Regions from separate parts of the Homo sapiens genome. Here region 1 is linked to region 2. Evidence: chromatin contacts called from ENCODE Hi-C or POLR2A ChIA-PET data. All regions are on one chromosome and are shown on one strand. Each heading gives the region's core, a stretch centred on a gene start or an enhancer-like site at or near the end of the contact. The rest is flanking DNA. Distances are from core to core; before and after follow the strand shown. Region 1 overlaps MGAT5 (alpha-1,6-mannosylglycoprotein 6-beta-N-acetylglucosaminyltransferase). Region 2 has its middle 87 kb from the start of MIR3679.

The links. Hi-C counts contacts between places; a loop is a spot of excess contacts on that map. ChIA-PET counts read pairs that join two places held with the same protein, here RNA polymerase II (POLR2A). Pooled maps may share reads with other maps.
Region 1: a loop to region 2 is called in a pooled map, with 2.2 times the contacts of the local background. The contact joins two enhancer-like sites. A Hi-C loop is called at or near these places in 1 of 50 pooled maps. POLR2A ChIA-PET finds 5 or more read pairs at or near these places in 2 of 52 experiments (PC-3 and activated naive CD4-positive, alpha-beta T cell).

The regions. Positions count from the first base shown.
Region 1 is chr2:134,390,178-134,393,887 of GRCh38, forward strand. The region is part of intron 10 of MGAT5 (alpha-1,6-mannosylglycoprotein 6-beta-N-acetylglucosaminyltransferase); the gene reads left to right. Among named protein-coding and RNA genes, the nearest start is that of MGAT5, 140 kb to the left of the region's middle. RefSeq lists an enhancer at 1,776-1,885. Within about 2 kb of position 1,799, at least 3 of the 41 ENCODE cell types and tissues checked have a DNase peak (open chromatin) inside an H3K27ac peak, as active enhancers do.
Region 2 is chr2:134,038,482-134,042,634 of GRCh38, forward strand. No RefSeq gene overlaps it. Among named protein-coding and RNA genes, the nearest start is that of MIR3679, 87 kb to the right of the region's middle. Within about 2 kb of position 2,335, at least 3 of the 41 ENCODE cell types and tissues checked have a DNase peak (open chromatin) inside an H3K27ac peak, as active enhancers do.

The DNA.
Region 1 (3,710 bases), core at 549-3,048, 350 kb after region 2:
CACTGTAAAGAAACACATTCCTATTTTTTTGTGCATCCCCGTGGATCATCTCGTGCATCCCCTTTTTGAGGTTCACTTTTTAGATCAGGCACTGCTTGAGGTGCCAGCAAAACAGCTACCCTCCAATCAAATCAAACACCAAAAACAAAATCCAACTTCAGTTACTTTGTTTGTTTGTTTGTTTGTTTTTTTATTATACTTTTTCTAGGGTACATGTGCACAACGTGCAGGTTTGTTACATATGTATACATGTGCCATGTTGGTGTGCTGCACCCATTAACTCGTCATTTACATTAGGTATATCTCCTAATGCTATCTTTTTTAAATCAGAAAATATAGAAAGGAATTATTTTTATTTCAATATATGTTTCTTTTGTTTTCAGAAATTAAAGAGTATTCAAATCACATGGCAGAACCCTGTAACTATTTTAAATGTAGGACTAATCCAAAGACTTTAACCTTGTCCTATGTCTACTGTTATTTTCATGGAGGAGTCTGTCTTAACAAACACAGATTTATGTCACATGATATGTATTCTGTCTGAAAACACTTCCCCCTAACCCTCCCGCCCCCAAATCTAAGTGAAATATAATGGTCACTGATTTTTGGTAAAAATAGTTGCTGCAGAGTTCCTTTAACATAGCAAGTTATTTGGGCCTAGGTCTCCACTGAAGTGGGCCATTTCCAACCTCTCTGTATGGTTTCTTTTACTGGATAAACGTCTCTTCTTTAGCATCTTTTATGCCATCTCTCAGACTTTTGCCTCTCTTTGTCTTGTTTCAGACCCTAAAGGTCTTCGTTTCTTGGACTCCTATTTCTTTTAGCATGTGTCAATTGAGCAACTTCAGATGCTGTTGATCTAGAATATCTGATCAGGTCCTTGCCCCACTGAAGCTTGGAATCAAGTAAGAGGAGGGGACATATTGAACTCTCAAGCAGTGTTTAACCAGGTGGGAGACAGCAATAAGCAGAGGATTAGGGCTCCATTGGCTGGGGATGGGGATTGAGTGCTGAGAGAGTTGAGGAGGTAGGTGGTGCCGTTAGTGATCTGCTTGAGGAAACCATCCAAAAGAGGCTACCACTTGGAGCTCTTCAAAAGGGGTCTTACCTGGGGTGGTGAATGGCAGGATGGCACTTCTAAGCAGGAGAGAGTGTCTTGAACAAAGACTGGAAACTACAGTTAGTTAGCCTTGGCTGAGTGTTTGGGCTGCTGTGATAAAGTACCATAGACTAGGTGACTTATAAATAGCAGAAATTTATTTCTCACAGTTCTGGAGGCTGAAAGTCTGAGATCAGGGTGCCACTATGGTTGGGTTCTGGTGAGGGCCCTCTTCTGGGTTACAGACAGCCAATGTCTTATCCTTACCTGGTGGAAAGAGTGACCTAGATCTCTGGTCTCTTCTTAAAAGGGCACTATTCCTATCCATGAGGACTTCACCCTTGTGACCTCTTTACTTCCCACAGGCCTCACCTCCTAGTACCATCACAGGGGGGATAAGGATTTCAATAGCGGGGATATGAATTTTGGGGGACACAGACAATTAGTCTGTAACAATCCTGGACGTGGGATGGACAAGAAAGACTTGGCTAGAATAGAACCACAAGGTTGAGAAGTCATGAGAAGAATCCTTTGTAGTTTGAGTCACTTAACCACATTATCTCATGTGATCCTTTGGGCCTCTCCAGGAGGGAGGGTGGTTATTACCTGAAGAGTCCAGGTGCAGGTGGGTGAAACCACTTCCCAAGGGCACATAGCCAGCAAAGGGCAATGTCAAAGTTTGAAATCCTGGTTTCCTGGCTCTGGGTCCTTCTCCCTTTTTCTTATAGACACACCTCTCTATAGGGTGTGTCGTGTTGGCATTGGTAACAGGGCAGAGCTTCAGCACTCAGAAGCTGCCTGAGAAATGGGGAGGAGGACGTAGAAAGTGAGAGATTTTCTGAAACCATTGATGAGTATGAGACCTCAGCTTTGCTTTACCAGTGTATTTTAATTGTTCCTGTTTTCAAACTGCTGCTTGCAAATTAGACACTTCAGCTGCTTTTCCTTTCAAATATGTTTATTTGCAGCATTTTAGATTGGAAGGTACTCTAATTAGAGTGATCACTTTTATTTTGCTATCTTCATGTTTTTAAGAAATCAGGAATGAGGTGAATAAATTTCAAGAGGCATGTGATTTATTTTGAGGAGAGAGATGGAGAGGATATTTTTAGCTTCTGTCTTAAAAATCAGCTCTTCATTTAAAGCCTGGTGGTCAGCTGTCCTTTAAAGGGACCTTACGCTGCTATACCTGAATCAGAATCTCAATCTGTACACCTCAAACACAAAGAGATCGTGCCTGGAATTTAGAAGTTTGTTCTTAGCTTGGTGGGAGCAGGGGAAGGAAGGAGCCCAAGAGAGTCTTGTGTTTTAAGTGGCCTGGTTTGTCACGTGTCAAGTCCCCGCCTACAACAACAGCATGTTGACACTCGGTATTCTGAGGGGAGAGATTATGTGCATTATTACCAGTGGACACATCCATCATCATGAAGCCATGGGTATTAATGCATATGGCATGGGGCTGAGTGCCTCAGCAAGGAAATTTAGCAAGCACAGCCCTACAACTAGAGCTTAAAATTAGAAATGCACCTTAGTGATGTGGCATAGTGGAAACCAGCCTATGCTGTCCCACCCAGAAGGGGGCACCCCTGGGTCAGTGGACCCAGCATCTAGGACAGAAAGCCCTTGGTGAGGGATGGGTCTGCCCCACACCACACGAAGGCATTGCATCCTCTGAGGTCCATGGTGTCCCCAATCTCAGCCATAACTAAGTGCTGGGTAGAGCTCTTTCAGATGCATGAGCCTTGGGGACAGCGAGTTTGTGAAAGAATGTGCCTTCACATAATAATTTAAAAATCTCATTTGTTTCCGTGAATACCCACGTGAGATAATAGGGCAGGTTTAATATTCCTTCATTTTACAGATAAGAAAACTGAACTTTGGGAACTTGCCGAAGTCCCATAAGAAGTTAGTCAGAGAACTGGAATAAAAACACAGATTACTTCATTCTTGACCCCAAACTGCCTGCTAAATTTTACACAAATATGGATAGGGCCCCAGAAAAGGCCAGATTACCTCAGATCAGTGTGGGAGGGCTGGCCTGCCTGTGTAAAGGCTATTTACAGACAGAGACCAATTCTCCCCTGTCTCCACTCTGAGTAATTAATGCCACCCCTTCTGTGAGACTGCTGGTAAGAGCTGCCAAGCATAAGGATCTTCAAAAAGTCTTGTCTTTTTGAAGCAGTGCTGTTTACCCTGCGTATAATTATTATAACAATGAGAGCTTCCTGGCACATTAAATTATGTCTTATTTGGAGTCTGTCATCCCCCGTGCAGACAATGAAGTCAAGAGCTGGGATGGCACCAGAAGGGGCATTGCAACCTGCCTGAATCTGGCTGTCCTGGTGTCCCCAGAGAGGTGCCTTTTATTATCTATTGGGGCTTCAAAGAGAGGAACATCTCCAAATACTACTCTAGAATCATATGATTTATTATTTTACAGTAAATTAAGCACTGAGTGAAATTGTTTCAGCCCTTGACTCTGTGCCGCCATGCTTCTCCACAACATGGTGGCCTGGTCTCATGTTTTATGTAATTCAGAATCAAACTAATGAAGCTGTCCTGGTTGCACCCCACCCCCACCCCCACCACCTGCTGCTTTGGAAGGATCCAG
Region 2 (4,153 bases), core at 1,085-3,584:
AGTAGGTGGGCACAGTGGCACATCTCTGTGGTCCCAGCTACTCAGGAGGCTGAAGTGGAAGGATGACCTGAGCCTGAAATGTTGAGGCTTCAGTGAGCCATGATCACACCACTGCACTCCAGCCTGGGTGACAGAGTGAGGTCCTGTCTCAAAAAAAAAAAAAAATAGAGAGAGAAAGATTGTCAGAGTAGATGAAAAAACAAGGCCCTACTATATATTTTCTACAAAAAAAACTCATTTTAAATGTAAGTCTACTGTACTTGTCCATTCTCACACTGCTATAAAGAACTACCTGAGACTGAGTAGTTTACGAAGAAAAGAGGTTTAGTTGACTCACAGTTCCACAGGCTGTACAGGGGGCATAACTGACAAGGCCTCAGGAAATCTACAGTCATGGCAGAAGGGGAAGCAAGCACATGTTACCATGGTGGAGCAGGAGAGAGAGTGAGGGAAGGGGGGAGTGCTACATACTTTCAAACAACCAGTTCTCATGAGAAGTCACTATCACAAGAAGAGCAAGGGGCAAATCTACCCCGATGATCCAATTACTTCCTACCAGGTCCCTACCTCAACACTGGGGATTATAATTCAACATGAAATTTGGGTGGGGCCACAGAGCCAAACTACATCATTCCACCTTTGGCCCCTCCCAAATCTTGTGTCCTTCTCACATTTCAAACATAATCATGCCTTTTCAACAGTCCCCCAGTGTCTTAACTCATTCCTGCATTAACTCCAAAGTTCAAGTCCAAAGTCTCATTTGAGACAAGGCAAGTCCCTTCTGCCTATGAGCCTGTAAAGTCAAAAACAAATTAGTTACTTCTAAGATACAATGAGGGTAGAGGTATTGGGTAAATACAGGATGCAGGCATGGGCAAATACAGGATGCAGGCACTGGTAAATATTACCTTTCCAAAAGAGAGAAATCCACCTAAACAAAGGGTCTACAGGCCCCATGCAAATCTGAAACCCAGCAAGGCAGTCATTAAATCTTAAGGCTCCAAAATAATCTCCTTTGACTCCATGTCTCACATCCAAGCCACACTGATGCAAGGGATGGGCTCCCAAGGACTTGGGCACTTCTGTGCCTGTGGCTCTGCAAGGTACAGCCCCCACAGCTTCTTTCACAGGCTGGTGTTGAGTGCCTGAGGCTTTTCCAGGTGCATGGTGCAAGCTGTCAGTTGATCCACTCTTCTGGAGTCTGGAGGATGGTGGCCCTCTTCTCACAGCTCTTTTAGGCAGTGTCCCAGTGAGTACTCGGTGTGGGGGCTCCAACCCTACATTTCCCCTCTGCACTGCACTAGTAGAGGTTCTCCATGAAGGCTCTACCCCTGCAGAAGACTTCTGCCTGGATATTTGGGTGTTTCCACACATTCCTTGAAATCTAGGTGGAGTCTCCAAAACCTCAACTCTTGCCTTCTGTGCACCTGCAGGCCCAATACCATGTGGAAGTCACTGAGGATTGGGACTTACACCCTCTGAAGTAGCAGCCCAAGCTGTACCTTTGCCCCTTTTAGCCACAGCTGGAGCTGGAGCAGCTGGGACACAGGGTGCTATGTCCTGAGGCTGCACAGAGCAGTGGGGCCTTCAGCCTGGCCCACAAAACCATTTTTCCTCCCTGGGCCTCCAAGCCTGTGATGGGAGGAGCTGCTGTGAAGGTCTCTGAAATGCCCTGGAGGCATTTTCACCACTATCTTGGCTATTAACATTTGATTCTCCTTTACTTATGCAAATTTTTGCAGACTTGAATTCCTCCCCAGAAAATAGGTTTTTCTTTTCTGCCACATGGTCAGCTGCAAATTTTCCAAACTTTTACTCTCTGCTTCCCTTGTAAATATAAGTTCTAGTTTCAGTTCATTTCTTTGCTTATGCAAATGAGAATAGGCTTTTAGAAGCAGCGAGACCACATCCTGAATGCTTTGCTGCTTAGAAATTTCTTCTGCCAGATACCCTAACTCACCTCTCTCAAGTTCAAAGTTCCACAGATCTCTAGAGCAGAGTCACAATACTCCCAGTCTCTTTGCTAAAGCATAGCAAGAGTGAACTTTACTCCAGTTCCCAATAAGTTCCTCATCTCCATCTGAGACAACCTCAGCCTGAACTTCATTGTCCATATCACTGTCAGCATTTTGGTCACAACCATTCAAAATGTCTAGGAAGTTCCAAACCTTCCCTCATCTTCCTGACTTCTTCTGAGCCCTCTAAAATGTTCCAACCTCTGCCCATAACCCAGTTCCAAAGTCATTTCCACATTTTCAAGTATCTTTATAGCAATGGACCACTTCTCTGGTACCAATTTCTGTATTAGTCTGTTCTCACATTGCTATAAATAACTACCTGAGACTGAGTAGTTTATGAAGAAAAGAGGTTAACTAACTCACAGTTCCACAGGCTGAACAGGACGCATGGCTGGGAGGCCTCAGGAAACTTACAATCATGGCAGAAGGGGAAGGGGAAGCAAACACGTCTTACCATGGTGAAGCAGGAGAGACAGTGAGGGAAGGGGGAAGTGCTACACACTTTCAAACAACTAGATCTCATGAGAACTCACTCACTATCATGAGAATAGCAAGGCGGAAATCTGCAGCTTGATCCAATCACCTCCCACCAGGTCCCTCCCTCAACATTGGGGATCGAAATTCAACATGAGATTTGGGTGGGGACACAGAGCCAAACCATATCAGCTACATATAGATTAAAACAAATGGATGGAGAAAGATACACCAAGCTAACATCAATCAAAAGCAAGCAGAAAAGCATTAGTAGCTATATTAATTTCAGACAAAGTAGTCTTCAAAGCAAGGAAAGTTATCAGAGATAAAGAGAGGCACTACATAGGATAAAGGGGTCAGTTCTCCAAGTGGACATAACAATCCTTAATATGTATGTACCTAACAACGAAGCATAAAAATACACCAACCAAAAATGGATCCACTACAAGGAGAAATAAATGAATCCATTATTATAGGTGGAGATTTCAACACCCCTCTATCAGAAATGGATCAATCCAGCAGGCAGAAAATTAGGAAAAACATAATTGAACTCAACAACATTATCACTCAACAACATTGTCACTCAGCTGAATATAATCAACATCTACAGACATTTCATCCAACAACAGTAAAATACACATTTTTCTCAAGTTCATATGAAACATCCACCAAAATAGACAACATCCTGGACTGTAAAACGTACTTCAACAGTTTTAAAAGAATAGAAATCATGCAATGTCTGCTCTCAGACACAATGGAATTAAACTAAAAATTAACAACACAAAGAACAATCACAAACTAGATGGAGATAAACAAGACACTTCTAAATAACACATGGGTCAAGAAGTAAATCTCAAGAGAAATTTTAAAATGTTTATAACAAATTCAAAATTAATATGCAACAAAATGTGTGGGATGCAATAAAAGCAGTGTTTACAGAGAAATTTGTAGCATTGAATACAGATATTACAACAGAAAAAATATAAAATCAATAATATCATCTTTTACTAGGAAACTAGAAAAAGAAGAACATATTAAATCAAAAGTAGTCAGAAGAAAAGCAATGACAGAAATTAGAGCAAAAATAAAGGAAGTGAAAAACAGAAAATCAGCAGAGAAAATCTATGAAGCAAAAATTTGGTTCTTTCAAAAGACAGATAAAATTAGTAAGTCTCTAGCCAGGCTAACTAAGAAAAAAGAAAGGACACAAATTATTAATATCAGAAATGAAATAAGAGACATTGGTACAGATTCCATGGACATTAAAAGATAATGAACAACACTATGAATAACTGTATGCCCACAAATTTGGTAACCAGATGAAACAGACTAATTCCTTGAAAGATGCAATCTGCCAAGACTCACAGAAGCAGAAACAGAATAGGCCCATATCTATTAAAGAAATTCAATCAATAATTAATAATCTTCCAATACAGAAAGCATGAGACCAGAGAGGTTCACTGGTGAATTCTATCAAATGCTTAAGGAAGAAATTATAGCAATTCTCTTCAATCTTTTTCAGCAGATAGAAGTAGAGGGAATCCTTGCTAACTCATTCTATGAGGCCAGCATCCCCCTAATACCAAAACCAGACAAAAACATTACAAAAAAAGAAAATCACAGGTATTTCTCATCAACATAGATGCAAAATCCTCAACAAA